2 separate regions of the Homo sapiens genome follow, and region 2 is linked to region 1. The links are chromatin loops, found by intact Hi-C in ENCODE. Cell type or tissue: B cell. All regions are shown on one strand.

The links. Peaks named below come from ENCODE experiments on the same cell type or tissue, not always from the same donor. Only the 100,000 strongest peaks of a DNase experiment are listed, where the experiment ranks them.
Region 2: a loop joins it to region 1, with 22 times the contacts of the local background. A loop is called at or near these places in 15 of 110 quality-filtered maps.

Annotation. Positions count from the first base shown.
Region 1 is chr15:63,284,775-63,292,774 of GRCh38, forward strand. APH1B (aph-1B gamma-secretase subunit) reads left to right here. Exons shown (of 6, transcript NM_031301.4): 3 at 1,784-1,854; 4 at 2,650-2,772. Among named protein-coding and RNA genes, the nearest start is that of APH1B, 11 kb to the left of the region's middle. In B cell, a CTCF peak has its summit at 4,196 (motif pointing right); a DNase peak (open chromatin) is centred at 4,207.
Region 2 is chr15:64,064,349-64,072,348 of GRCh38, forward strand. No RefSeq gene overlaps it. Among named protein-coding and RNA genes, the nearest start is that of DAPK2, 22 kb to the left of the region's middle. In B cell, CTCF peaks have their summits at 3,383 (motif pointing left), 3,585 and 5,320; DNase peaks (open chromatin) are centred at 3,353, 3,867 and 5,313; H3K27ac peaks cover 2,449 bases.

The sequences.
Region 1 (8,000 bases):
AAATTGTGATCCTCTCCCTCCTCCCACTCTAGTCTCAACTAGGCCTGTTTTTCCCTTCTTTGTGTCCACATGGATACAAGTCTTTTATTTATTATCGAGGAATTTATAGAAAACAGAAATCTTCCCACATTTTTTGATTCTACTATATTGATATATTTGTTGACAGAGATTTTTACTATATATGTGTCCCATAAGCTTTAATTCACTTTTAACGGTATCACTATGAGAGGTAAGTTTATTTTTAGGAAAATTGGACATTTTAGTTGGTTACTGCTTCAGAGAAAGAAGATGGTCACTTAAATTTCTGGCTCATGTCCTCACTACCAAATGCTTCCAGATGGAGAGCACCAAAATGGCAGATTGTTTCTTTTGAGTCTAGAAAAGCACTCCCTTCACTAGGCTTATCCCTATTTTGGTTGAATTCTACATTGCCTTAATTTAATGTAATCAATGATATTTATATTTATGTAAAGAATAAGCTGACTATAATGAATACCCATACCCTGAAATTTAAAGTAACACAATGCCCAGAAAGTAAGTATGTTCTGGTTAATTTAATTGTCTATTCTTAGAGTTAACCTGTCTTGTTTCAACATTTGCTAAAAAATCATTTTTAAAATGTTTTGGTTCTTTTGTTGCCTTAATAAATATACTTTATAGTAAATATAATTTAAATATTCTTTGAGTCAGGATCTTACATTATTGCAGAGTTTTCTCACCAACAAGAATTGGTAATAGTGATGCTAGTAGAATTGACCAGCCACACCAGCATTCCTAACAAATCTGCATGGCACTCATGGTAAGCTTATAAATTGGCCACAACAGAAGGATGCATAAGATCACTCTGAAGATCACTTCTTTATTTTATTTTATTTTTAATAGAGACAGGATCTTGCTGTGTGGTCCAGGCTGGTCTCGAACTCCTGGATGCAAGTGATCCTCCTGCCTTGGCCTCCCAAAGTGCTGAGCCACCATGCTCGGCTGAAGATTATTTTCTCTTGAGCAGTATTCTGTTCTTTCATTCAAGGGTTCATTTATGTCCTGTTCTGAGGGTAGCATTTTATTCTGCAAGATACAACGAAAGTATCAGATCACTTTCTCCCTTGAAGCCTTATTGGTGATATAAAACAAATATGTAAAACGTTTTAGAATCAGAAGATCATATGATTAAATACTCGTGAGAGTTCAGACCATCAGTATTATAGGATTTAAGAATAAGGAGAGATTAGTGATTACCAACCATTGGTAGGCAGCTTCTTTAACAAATCGCTGCCTGAAGTGGACTCTGAAGGATGAGTGTAGTTTAGGTTCTACAGAGTGGAAGGTACAAGGGAGGGTGACAGAGCCAGTATAGTCCTGGTGGAAGATAGAACAAAGTGCCAACAAAGCAGGAATAAGGATACAGTACTTTGGGAAGGGGAAAAAAATCAGAGTGGTAGATCCCATAGGATATTGAATTAAATATTTGCCGAGTTCAGCAAGCAGTTGAAAGTGTTGCGGTTTTTATCTTTTTAAATTCAATTCCTGACGGCTTGTTTACTTATATTTTTCTTATTCTTTTATGGGAATGTCAAAAGGTAAAAATTAGTTGGCAATTTTGGTTGATGTTAGTTCATTGAAAATTTGCTGGGTTTGTTTAAATAAATTACAGATTTAGAGTATAACCTGATGCAAAGCCTCAGTGAGTATCTGGGTTTGAAGTGTCTTGTTGGACTTTCCTGATATATTGCTCTTCCTTTTTTTTTTTTTTTTCTTCTTAATTACATGTGTGGTTTTATTTTAGAAAAGCCAGTGAAGGTTTGAAGAGTATAAACCCAGGTGAGACAGCACCCTCTATGCGACTGCTGGCCTATGGTAAGTTAGAACCACATGGTTTCATTAAGGAAAAAAATCATACTTGGCATAAAAGTCATTTGCATCTTTTGTATCTTTGTAGATTTCAAGTAGTTGTTTATTACTGCCTTGGCCTATTGGTGTACATATTTGCTTATTATCCCCGTCTTCCAGGTTCCTTTTGTAAATGAAAATGATTGCAAGTGACCCTTACCTGTATGTCCATTGTATATTAACCAGGTTTGAAAGTTAGATTTTTAATGTGTATGTACCCTAGTTAACTAAGATTTTCTAGATGATGAAACTGTTACTTTCTCTGAATCTTACTTTGGCTTTTCTAGGAGTACTCTTCATATTAAAGCAGTTAATATCTCTGCGTATTACACTTTGAGAATTATGTTTAAGATTGGATCTAGGTTCCCCACTTGGGCTCAGGAATACACAGTTCCCCTTTACACTCAATTTCAGTTCTAAGCCATCAAACTTAACTCTGTAGACTCTGTTATCATAAAGTAAGCCGGAGTTTTGGTGTTGTATCCTCTGTCTCACCTATTTCTTCTGTGCCTTTCTAGACCCTTTTCTCCCCTTTTTCATTACTCTGCTGCATTCTGCCATTCATTTCCTTTCCTCTTCCCGCTTCCCTCTCTGATTCATCATTTAGCCAAGCACATGCCTCTCCAGAGCCAGCTGTCCACTGCTTCAGGAAGAACATAAGCACCCTTTCCCCTCCAACACACTTTGTATTAACTAGTCCTTGGAAATTTGACTTGAAATCTTGGCAGGAAAAGAGTTAACAGTGTTTTTCTTCCTGTTTAGTTTCTGGCTTGGGCTTTGGAATCATGAGTGGAGTATTTTCCTTTGTGAATACCCTATCTGACTCCTTGGGGCCAGGCACAGTGGGCATTCATGGAGATTCTCCTCAATTCTTCCTTTATTCAGGTATGTGTCTCATAGCTGTCAACATTCAGGCTTCTAGTCTAAATGATCATTCTTATTGGGGTTCACTGGCTTAGGAATTTCAGTGGATTGGAATTTATGTTATGTCTTTTAAAGGCGAAATACTCTGAGGCACTGTGAAGTAAAAGACTTAGGAAAATAAAAATTCTGGTTAGAGTGTTTTAGAATTTTGGAGTGGAATTTAGCTTGCGTAAAATTTTATTTTGCTGTACTGACAATGTTGCTATATAGTTGAAATGTTAGAAGTGAATTTTTAAAGGCCATGTGCTCTTTTTGGTTTTTATGATTTTATGTTATCTTCAGTAGAAGCCCTAATCTATAATTGTCATTGTGGTGCCTTTTGTGGGAATAGGCAGTAAAATTTAATCTGAAATTGAGAGGAAAAATGGGATAATAGATGAGTTGATCATTTCATCCAAATGATGCAGCTAAAAGGACCAACTCATTTCAAATTGCTTTTTCGTCCACGAGCTAAAAATTGTCATCATGATGCAGTGATCACAAATTTGAGAGTTGGTAGCGTACATAATTAACATAGATTTCTTCTAAGTTCCACAAGAAGACTCTTTTAAAAATAGGGGGAGAACACCCACTGTATTTTTAGTCGTTTCCACAACAGTTATGCCATTGAAATAACTGAGTTCACATCATGATTTGTATCTTCTTTTAATAACATCTATGCTAAAGCTCCTCAGGGAGCTTATCCTCTAATAAGGGAATAAGAGAAAAAAAAGTGAATAAGCATTTCAGTAACACTTTAAGGTAATAATGGAAAAGATATAAAGAGGTATGACCAATTTTTAAAAATTTCTGCAGTAGTTTAGAGGCATGTTGAATGTCATAGTGATCCCCAAGCCCAGTGGACACTCATTCACCATTCGCAGTAGACCCTTTGTTTCCATTTCAGTTCAGGCCTTGACATCTCCTCTCTGGCTTACCATCATCTGCCCTCAACTGGTTAGTCTTTCCTTGACACACTATTCATGTGAATCCTGTATGCAACTACCTAACTAATCTTCCCTGCTGCAAAAATGGTTTGGCTTTTCAGGGCCTAGAGGAGAGAGTCAAGGCCCTTTAAATCTGGCTGCAAGTTAGAGGACAAGAAAGTGTGTTAATGGGTCATACTTATTTAATGGTGCTTCCAACATAGCAAATTATCTTTCTTTTGAACATTTCATCATTGGCATATTTCTGGCAAATGTGTTAATGATTGATTATACTGAGTGTTAGGTCTTTAAAACAAATGTAATATTAGTAAAGTCTGTTAGAACCCGATGAAAATTAATAAAACATAATCGTAAGGGGTGTTAGTGCTACAGTTTGTTTTCTGTTTTCATATACAGTTAACACGGCTCTCTCTCCCTGCTACAGTTTTCTTTTGATATACAGGTTTTGCCAGCTTTTTTCACTAGATGGTGCTAATTCCCTTTAGTGACCTAGGCTGTTTTCATACGATGTTTAAAATGATTCTTTTGGTAGTAAAAGAAAAATTTGATACCAATTTGGGGATTGTATTTGTAATTTCTAGGAATTAAAGGAAAAATTCAATATTCAGTAAGCTATCTTAATGTCTTTAGCTAAGTTAGCATGGCAGACTGGCTATGTTATAAATTTGTATCTATAGAATGAAAGAACAGTGTTGTTTTATCATTTGCAAGTTTCTTACTGTTATAACATCATTCTTTGAAGCATAAACTTTGAATTATAAATTTAAGAAATTAATTTGTATTACATTTAAAAATAAGATCCCCAAATTTATATTTATTGTATTTATGTTATTTATAACTACTTGTAATTACCATTTATTTAGACACAACTCATTTTTGCCAGGTAAATCCATAACTTTATATGTTTAGTATACTCCATTACAAATGCCTAAATAATAATCAGAATAAATAAGGAATGTAGGGTCACTAATTACAGATTAAGCATTTTTAATCCAAAAATCCAAAATCCAAAAATGCTCCAACATCCAAAACTTCCTTCACCGACATGACGCCACAAGTAGGAAATTTCACACCTGACCTTGTGTGATGGGTCACAGTCAGAACAAGAAAAAACTGTTTCATGCACAAAATTATTAAAAATATTGTGTAAAATTACCTTCAGTCTGTGTGTATCAGATATATATGAAATGCAAATGAATTTCATGTTTTGGCCAGGTGTGGTGGCTCATGCCTGTAATCCCAACACTTTGGGAAGCCAAGGCAGGAGAATCACTTGAGCTCAGGAGTTTGAGACCAGCCTGGGCAATATAGTGAGACCTTGTCTCTACTAAAAATTAAAAAATTCAGCTGGGTATGGTGGTGCCCACCCATGGTCCCAGCTACTCAGGAGGCCGAGGTGGGAGAATCATTGAGCCCGGGAGGTTGAGACTGCAGTGAGCTGTGATCGTCCCACTGCAATCCAGCCTGAGTAACAGAGGGATACTCTGTTTCAAGAGAAAAAAAAAAAAGAATTTCATGTTTAAACTTGAGTCTTATCCCCTAAATATCTCATTTTATATATATAGATGCACAAATATTTCAAAATTTGAAACACTTCTGGTCCCAAACATTTCAGATAAGGGATATTCAGCCTGTAGTATATATCTGTCTATATTAGTATGTGTTAATAAGATCCATACTATATGATACCTGTGTGTACATAGGCTCTTATGTTACAAACAGGCATAGTTTATAAATAATGTTTATGTATAGGTTACTTCTTTTTTATTTGTGGTTATGTTGTAGGCTAGCATTAAATTTTACTAGAATCATTACCATTTCTTGGTAATTTTGTATAGAGACAAAAGTATGGGAATTGGAATCCTAGGTTCGAATCTTATCCTGGCTCATTAATTTAGTATTTTGGGCAAGTCCATTTGATTATTGAATCACTCATTCCATACATAATTATTAAATGTTTTTAGTCTAAAGGAGTTATACCAAGCTATGAAAATAGAGCCCAGTTACCATTCATAACTTCCATTCATAGTGGGGAATAAAGACAAACAGCTAATTACAATAAAGCATGATCAATGCTACAGTGAAATGAGGAAGAGCCATGGGGCACAAAGGACAGGCTGTAACCCATGCTCCCAGGCCACAGTACCTTGGCTTTGCAGCATTTATCACAGGCGTCATTAAGTAATGGTATAGTTATTTGTTGAATGTCTTTTTCTCCAGTTGGGTGCTAAGCCATGCAAGTGCAAGGACGACATCTGTATTGTTCACTGCTCTGTCCTCGGCATCTTGTGGAGTCCTTTATTTCTAGATGGCACTCAATAAATAACTTACAGAAAAATGAAAGCCAGGCACAGCTTATGGAGGAAGTGCCATAACGAGTAGAGATTTACTTAAAGGGTGAATAATAGCTAGGCAGGCAAAGAAAGGAGTTGTCAGAGAAAGATGTTCGAGGCAGAGGGAAGAGGCCTCTTTCCTCCAGGCCTGGAGGTAAGAGCAGTATTGTTCACAGGGCAAAGGAAGTCTTGTCCTTCCATCTAATCTTCAATTTCCTGATCTTTCAGGAAGGGCAGAAATAACGCCTAGCTCAGAGTTGTTGAGAATTAAATGAAATTAATTTAGAGAATATGTATTTAAGTGCTTATAAGCTCTAAACTGGCCTAAGAATATTATTAAGGTGGAGAATTTAGCGCTTGAGATGAGAAAACAGAATTCAGAGAGAAGATAATTTTTCTAGTATTATATAGAATCTGGGTTTTTCATTCCGAATTACCTCCCTTATGCTTTAGAAGAAAAAATGTCTTTAGCTAGTACCTAGTAAAAAAGAACAGCTGATCATTTTATTTTAAAAAATTCCCCAGACCATTTCACTTCTATTATATTTTCTAGACAGTGCACTTAAAACCTAGGCAAGCTTTTAAACTTTTTAGCCACTAAACGTTTCACAAGGGAAAACCAATATGGGTCAGACCACATATGGAGTGTTGTATTGTTCCAAGCATTGTGATTTAACAGGAATACTGAAGAAGTAAAATTCATATAGAAAGAATGTTGTCAGTATGATAGAAGATCTAGAAGCCATGGCCTGTGGGATATGACTGAAGAAAGAAAAATACTGAGCTTGAAGAAAATAAAAGAGGAATGTGGGAGATTATTTTTGTCCCAATTTGTCATTTCCTGTAATAAGTCTCATGGTGGCTGGAATGTTCTTTTCTACCCTTTGACTTTGAGCTCAGTCATGTGGCTTGAATTGGCCAATTAGTGGTTATGATGTAAGTTAGAGGCTTAAAAAGTATTTGCATGATTGGACCTTCCTTCTTGGACTCTGGTGCCATGAGAAGAAGATACCTTGGGAAGTTAATGGCCACTTAGCCTGGACCCTTGAATGAATATACCCAGAGCCACACAGAGCCCACCCCAGGAGCTTGCAGCAGAGTTTTCCAGCTGATCCCAGCCTTTATCAGCAATGCACAGTCAGCCTTTAGACCTGTGAGCATGAGAATAAATTTTTGTTACTGTAACCCAATACATTTTTTATCTTTCATTCACTTTTCTATTCGTAATATTTTAAGAATAATCTCTACAGTGTGGCAGTTTGTTAAAGTTTAGACTCGACTGAAAGCTCTTTGTAAGCAAGACTATCTCAATACCTACATTTCCAAATTCCAAAGTAGTAGAGAAAGTATAACATCTCCTAATGATACAGAAAAAATGATCAACAATAGATTGTAACCTGCAGTTCTTATCCTTTTATGATTTCATTAGAATCTTAATTTCTTGTAATAAGTTGTCACAACTAACTGCTACTGTTTATGATACAGTGATACTCTATACGCTGTATATATCATCGAATTTGTATTTTTCATTATCTGTTTTCTCTTTCTCTTTTTTTCTAAGAGATAAGGTCTTGCTCTGTCACTCTGTCACTGGAATGCAGTGTTAATGATCTTAGCTCTCTATAACCTTGAACTCCTGGGCTCAAGTGATCCTCCCACTCAGCCTCCCAAGTAGCTAGGACCACAGGCATGTGCTGCTATGCCCAGCTAATTTTTGTATTTTTTGTGGAGATGGGGGTCTCCTTATGTTGCCCGGGCTAGTCCCAAACTCCTGGCCTCAAGCAATCCTCCTGCCTCAGCCTCCCAAAGTGCTGGGATTATAGGGTGTGAGCCACCACGCCTGGCTTGTTTTCTTTATATCAATAGTGTAAGCCTTTCTTTCCAGCTGCTCAAATAACTGAGAATAGAAAATTGTACTTTTTGGAATGCA
Region 2 (8,000 bases), 780 kb after region 1:
CAGATCCACTCATTATGACCAAGGTGAGCCTGAAATAATTCAACAAGAAATGTTGGAAGGCCAATATGCAAAAAACACACCAGTAGCTGTAGGAGACACCTGAGGAGACATGAAATAGAAAATACATTAGAAATAGCTAAGAATGTGAGCAGTGGGCTACAGCTCCAGCCCCCAAGAGTTTGGATAAAATCAAGGGAAACTTTCCCAAGAGAGAAAATACATTGTATTTCCCACCTTAAAAATATATTTTTAAAAATGGTTTTATAAAAGACACATATACCACAAGAGGTGTTTTGGTTTTGTTTTAAAGACAAGGTCTTGCTGTGTCACCAAGGTGGGAGTACAGTGGTGCAATCACAGCACACTGCAGCCTCGACCTCCTGAGTTCAAGTGACCCTCCGCCTTAGCTTCCCTAGTACCTAGGATGGCAGGCACATGCCACTATGCCCAACTATTTTAATTTATTTTTGTAGAGACAGGGTCTTGCTATGTTGCCCAGGCTGGTCTCAAACTCCTAGCCTTAATCGATCCTCCCACCTTGCCCTCCCAAAGTGCTGGGATTACAGACGTGAGCCACTGTGCCCTGCGTACATGAGTCTTTTTTGGTGTTTTAAATAATATTTATTAGGGGTTATCAACTTATCAAAAGGAAACATTCATTGCAGATAAACTTTTTAAAAGACAGAAATAAAATACTCTTAAAATGTTGATATTTCTTCTATTTTTATACATAAATACACTCTTGTTTTTAATTGGGATCACTTGGCATATATTATTTTGTATCTTGCCTGTCTTAATTTTGTCTTGAGAATTTCCCATGTAATTAAAGAGTCTTTGAAAACATCAAGATTCCATTAAATAAGTGTAGTATCAATTATTTAATGCCTTACATGTTGTTAGTCATTAAGTTGCACATTTTTCATGATAAAAAATGATGCTGTGATCATCATATGATTCATAACGTAGGGTTTGAAAATAATGGTCATGGATAAGATAAACTATTCAATAAGGGATGTCAAGACAATAACTAGTCATCTGGATACAAAACTGAGTTGGTTCAGCATTTATACCAGTATAAATTCTCAGTAGTCTGTACTGAGTATTTATACTGAGTATTTAGTAAATTATACTGAGTACTTATGCCAGTGTAAATTCCAAATGACTCAAAGATTGAAATGTTTAAAAATAAAATCATAAAAGTATTAAAGGGAAGGATAGGAAAAATATTCCCCTAGGAGAGGGAAAGACCTTTCTAATTATGACCAAAAAAGTCCAGGATACATAAAATTAAGGAATGACAAATTAAATCCCATAAAAGTATATTTATGGCAATTAAAAAAGAGAAAAAGTAAAAAAGGACAAACTGGATAGGAATGGTAGCTCATACCAGTAATCCCAACAGTTTGGGAGGCCGAGGCAGGAGGATTGCTTGAGGCCAGAAGTTCAAGAGTCTGGACAACACAGCAAAACCCTGCCTCTACAAAAAATTTAAAAATTAGCCAGGCATGGTGGCCCATGCCTGTAGTCCCAGCTACTTGGGAGGCTGAGGTGGGGGAATTGCTTGAACCTGGTGATTGTGCCACTGCACTCTAGCACAACATATGCTAAAATGTAAGCAAAAAAGGAGCATATGTGTTCTGGCATTTACAGGCATAAAAAACTCTGAAGCTACAAGAGCGATTAATCATGAAACCTACTGGAAAAGGATGTGAACTAAATCGGGAAGGAGTCTTTTCACTGTATATACCTTTGAATGCTTTTTGATGTTGAACCACCTGTGGTATTACTCATTCAAAAACTAAATAAAAGCCAGGCATGGTGGCACGCAGCTGTCATCCCAGCTACTTGGGAGGCTGAAGCAGGAGAATCACTTGAACCCAGGAGGCGGATGTTGCAGTTAGTGGAGATTGCACCACTGCACTCCAGCCTGGGCGACAGAGCAAGACTCCGTCTCAAAAAAAAAAAAGAAAGAAATGAATAAAAATATAAAAATCTCAGCTACTTGGGAGGCTGAAATGGGAGAACCACTTGAGCCCAGGAGTTCAAGACCAGCCTGGGCAACATAGCAAGACCTGATCTCTACAAAAAACAAACACACAAAAATTAGCTGGGTGTGGTGGCTTGCACCTGTAGTCCCAGCTATTCAGGAGGCTGAGACAGGAGGATTGCTTGAGCCCAAGAGTTAGAGGCTACAGTGAGCTATTATCTTGCCACTGCACCCCAGCCTGGGCAACAGAGCAAGATCCTGGTATCTTAAACAAACAAAAAACTGCAGATGACTAACATGTTGTTAGTCATTAAGTTGCACATTTTTCATGATAAAAAATGATGCTGTGATCGTCATATCATTCATGACATAGGGTCAAACATGTTTACACAACAAGAAAATAGGAAATATATTTGCAGTATATGTGACAGAAAATGCTAATATTTGTATTGTATAATTAGCTTTTTAAAACATTAACATTCCAGTAGAGGCCAGGCACAGTGGCTCACACCTGTTATCCCAGCGCTTCGGGAGGCTAAGGCTGGAGGATTGCTTGAGCCTAGGAGTTTGAGGCTGCAGTGAGTATGAAAGCACCACCGCACTCCAGCCTGGATGACAGAGAAAGACTCTTATCTCAAAAAAAAAAAATTCTACATGTTTAACCTTACAAATAGATGCTAATGAAAAACCTTTTCAAAATCCTCCACCTTGGGCAAATATTTTTTAAAATAATAATACCCAATATTACTGTAGAACAGGAACACCTACCCCACTCTTGGTTGGGTGTCAATTGGTACAATTTCTCCAGAGGCCAATTCAACAATATGTATCAAAGCCTCAAAATCATTCATAATCTTTGGCAAAGAGTTCCATATCTAAGAAAGTCTTCAGTGATGGGCCATGTGCCGAGGCTCACACCTGTAATCCCAGCACTTTGAGAGGCCGAGGCAGGCAGATCACTAGGTCAGGAGATGGAGGCCATCCTGGCTAACACAGTGAAACCCCGTCTCTGCTAAAAATACAAAAAATTAGCTGGACGTGGTGGCATGAACCTGTGATCCCAGCTACTCAGGAGGCTGAGGCAGGAGAATCGGTTGAACCTGGGAGGTGAAGGTTGCAGTGAGCTGAGATCACATCACTGCACTCCAGCCTGGGTGACAGAGCAAGACTCCCTCTCAAAAAAAAAAAAGTCTTCAGTGATAATCACTCCAGTCAGAACAAAGGCACAGGCTGCAATAAGTCCATGGTGGTCTGGTACCACTTAGTGCAGCCCGGTTAGAGGGGCAGTGAGTGTGCCCTCAGGGCCTTTGGGAAAACCCAGGGCAGCTGATGCCAAGTGGGTATGCTCTGTCACTAAGAAATAATGCTTTGCTGCCATCTGGTGTTCTCCCAGATAATCGCACCCACCCCAGAGGAAAAACTCTCCAAGTTAGCACCGAGCAGCCCTTTCCTCTATTCTCCCCTACCCCGGAAGATGCGGGTCTCGCTCTGCCACCCAGGAGGGAGTGCAGTGGCGCAATCAGGGTTCACTGCAGCCTCAATATCCTGGCCTCAAGCGATCCTTCCATCTCAGCCCCCCAAGTAGCTGGAACTACAGGTGTGCACCACCACGCCCTGCTAATTTTTTGATTTTTTGTACAGACAGGGTCCCGCTATGTCGCCTAGGCTGGTCTCAAACTCTTGAGCTCTAGCCATCCGCCCACCTTGGCCTCCCAAATGTTGGGATTACAGGCGTGAGTCACTGCACCTGGCCTTCTCTATTTTTAACAAACCCTAATAAAGCATTTACTAGGTTCCAGGCGTTGTGCTCAGCACTTTACAAGCATTCCCTTTTTTAGTCCTCATAAGGGCCCCACGAAATAGGTAATTTTATCATCCCCATTTTACAAACGAGGGAACTAAAATACAGAGAAGCTAGGTAACTTGCCCAAAGTCACACAGCTACTAAGTGACTGAGTATTGGATTAGAACAAGATGGCAGTTTGGCACCAGTGTCTGTGCTCTTGACCACATCCTTTGTGAAGAGGATCCAGGGTCTGCATGGTGCTAACAGCACTTGGAGAGAACCTGACAGCCCATACAGCAACATCCTCTCCACATCCAGTACATCTGCCCCAAATAAGTCCATATCAGAACTGGGTTCGCTCATGCCCTATAGGCAGTCTAACCTGAGTCATGGACAACCACCAGTTCAGGCTAAATCCAATGAAGTTTTTTGGAAAAATCTTTACTTGTATTTCATATATACAAAAAGATATCAGAAATAATGTGGCTGAGCACAGCGACTCATGCCTTTAATCCCAGCACTTTGGGAGACCAAAGTGGGAGGATCGCTTGAGCCCAGGAGTTTGAGACCCCCTAGGCAATATAGTGAGACCTCATCTCTACAAGAAATTTAAAAATTAGCTAGCTTTGGTGGCGTGCATCTGTAGTCCCAGCTACCCGGGAGGCTGGGGCGGGTGGATAGCTTGAGCCTGGGAGATAGAGCCATGATCGTGTCACTGCACTCCAGCCCCGGTGACAGAGTGAGACCATGTCCCAGAAAAAAAAAAAAAAAGAGTATTAACAGTAGTGGTGCATCAGTAATGAGTTTGAACCCCAACAATTCACTGGCTTGTTTTCTACCATGGTATTAACACATGCAGAAAACCACCTGGGATATGAGTGCAATGAGACTTTTATAGCAATCCTACCCCTTCCTAGTAAACTGGCCCCCACTAACTACAGTTAATTGTGTCCTGCTGGACACATCTGCAGTTTTGGTAGCAGTTGCTTCATGGTGGAGCTGGGAAAGCTGCTTTTTTTTTTTCCTTTTTTTCTTCCTTTCTTTTATTTTTTTCTTTATTTTTTGAGACAGCATCTCACTCTGTTGCCAAGGCTGGAGTGCAGTGGCGCAATCTTGGCTCACTGCAACCTCCGCCCCCCAGGTTTAAGCAATTCTCTGCCTCAGCCTCCCGAGTAGCTGGGATTACAGGCACGTGACACCATGTCCAGCTAATTTTTGTATTTTTAGTAGAGATGGGGTTTCACCATCTTGGCCAGGCTGGTCTTGAACTCCTGACCTCGTGATCCACCCGCCTCGGCTCCCAGAGTGCTTGGATTACAGGCGTGAGCCGCTGCACCCAACCTAAGCCACCACGCCCGGCCATAAGCTTCTTATTTGTAACGGTCTAAGAAAGCAGTGGATAAATAATTAGTTGAGCGTGGTAGCTCTCATCTGTAGTCCCAGCTTCTTGGGAGGCTGAGGTGGGACAATTGCTTGAGCCCAGTAGTTTGAGGCTGCAGTGAGCCCTGATGGTGCCTTTTCACTCCAGCAGGGGCGACAGAGAGCGACCCTGTCTCAAAAGCAAAAACAAGAAGGTAGTGGCTCCTACTGGGGCTCAGAAAGCAATAACCCAAAATATGGCTCCTTGGTGTGCTGTGAATTAAAGAAGAATAGAAAGCCTCAGAAGCAGCCTCAAAAGCAAAGACTCTCTCTGACCATATCCTGCCCTGCTGTCTCCTGCCCCTTCCTCCTCCAAAGGGAGTCATAGAAAACAGAATCTGTCTTCCCCAAGGGAGGAAATAGAAACCAGAACCTCTTTTCAAAGCAAGCCATACCAGTCTGGGAAACATGGCAAAGTCCCATCTCTACAAAAAAATACAAAAAAAAATTTAGCTGGGCATGGTGGTATGCACCTGTGGTCCCAGCTACTTGGGAAGTTGGGGTGGGAGGATCACTTGAGCCTGAGAGGTTGAGGCTGCAGTGAGCCATGATTGTGCCACTGCACTCCAGCCTGGGCAACAGAGCAAGACCATCTCAAAAACAAAAACAGTAACAACAACAAAAAGCAAACCACAAAACCTAGAAATATTACTCTAACTTTCCCCCGCCTTTCTGTGCATGAGCTGGCCATAAAGAAATTCTCTGACCTGCCTTATCTAACAGTAGGTCATAAGACTGCCCCATACCCAGGAGGAAGGAATGCTACACAGAAAGGCCAAGAAGAATCTGAAGAGATAGTCCTTGCTGGGTTTCCCCACTTAGTCCATTACCATTAGATCGCACTTTTTGTCCAATCACATTTCTACACAATTGTCCACTCTTCGTCAAACCTAAGCAGAAAAATAAGACAGTTTTCCCTGGGTCTTTGGATTCTTCCTATCTGAAGCCTGCTGTGTCACATAAAACTTGGATTGACCACATTTGTTATGCTTTTCTCTTGTTACCCTGTCTTTTGTCACGGGGGTGTTGGCCATGACCTTTATGATGGGTGAGGAAAGGTATCACACCTTCTGCCCCTATACTCCCAAAGTTGTGAACCCTCAGGGCTCTGGGGGGTTATTAAAGGAGGGGGGAGCCCAGTGCTCAGCTAGCATTACTTGTAAAGCAGAGTTATTAACCCGGGGTCCACTGGCTCCTTAGCAAGTCTGTGAATGTCCTGGAGTCACATGCAGTTTCATGTGAGTGCCTTTTTCTCCCTAGGGAGAGGGCCCATTCCACATCTTTTATCTGATTTTCCAATTGGTCTGACTTTTCAGAAAGGATAATCATTCTTGTAAATCAGGAGTTTGCTAATGGCACACAGGCCAAATCCAGCCCAATGCTGGAATTTTGTACAACCCACAAGCTAAGATGGTTTTTATATTTTTAAACGGTTGAAAAAATTAAAAAGGAAAATATTAATTCATGACACATGAAAATTATATGAAATTCAAATTTGTGTCCATAAAGTTTTCTTGGAGTGCAATCATGCTTATTTGTTTACAGACTATCAGCTGCTTTTGTGCTACAAGGGCAGAGTTGAATAGTTACAACAGAGCATATGGCTTGAAAAGCCTAAAATATTGCCTATGTGGCCCTTTTCCAAAAACGTTTCCTAACCCTTGCCAAACATGGACCAGATAACACTACTTCTGACTATATATGTACCTCTATTTTTCACTTCTATGTAGATACCATTATGATTAATAAAGTTTAAATTCATGTTCTAATATAATTAATGCAGTAGATGTTAGTTTTTTGACCCCTCTCACTCTACTATAGAATTCCCACCATGTGAGTCTTGCTGGGGGGACAGAGTCCACCTCCCCACACCAAAGGTCAGATTTTCTTTTCTCCCGCCTTCTTGGCAGCCAGGACATGGACATGTGACTTGAGATCAGCCGACTAGAGATCTCAGCTAGGACTAGGAAGCTGGAGTGAGTCACACAAAAATGAGAAATCACTCTGGCAGTAGCGGAGACAACAGAAGTCACATCTAGCTTCCAGGAGCAGCAGGGCCAGCAGTTCAGGTGACTCCTGTAGCAATGATCCACTTGGAGTTGCATGTCAGTAGTGTCCTCACCAGACAGTCCCTAAGGCATGGTTTTGTCTTTGGACCTGCTGCCCGGCTTCTGTTTCTACTTGGCCAGGACGAGCTCAGGCAGTAGATAAAACTGAGTCCGAATCACTCACTGCCTGGAGCAGAGAGAAGCTGAAGGTCCAGGCTAATAAGTATGAACTCCAGGAGGACAGACAATGGCTGATGTATCTTTGTGTCCTTGGCACCCAAGACAGTGCCTGGGTCCAGACTTTGGGAGCTAGGCAGTTCTGCATCAGGAGTTCACTCACATGGTTTGCAAATTGCTGCTGGTTGTTGTTGGGAGGCCTCAGCTGCACTCCGTGTGGAATTCTCCACAGGGTGGCTTGAGTTCTCGTGACATAGCAGCTGGATTCCTACAGAATAAGCAATCCAAGAGCCTAAGGTGAAAACAGCAATACCTTTTATGATCTAGCCTCAGAAGTCACCCATTGTCACTCTGCCATTCTTTATTAGCCACACCCATCAGCTCCAATTCAATATGGAAGTTAACTATACAAGGGCATGAATACCAGGAAGTGAGGATCTTGGGGGCCATGTTGGAGGCTACTATACTTCACATGACCATTAACCCCTAAAACAAACCAAATGAAGGACAGATAAAGTGCGGACCATACATTTAGGTTGGTTTAATCAAAACTTCTTTGGTGGACTTCTTGATCTTCAAAATT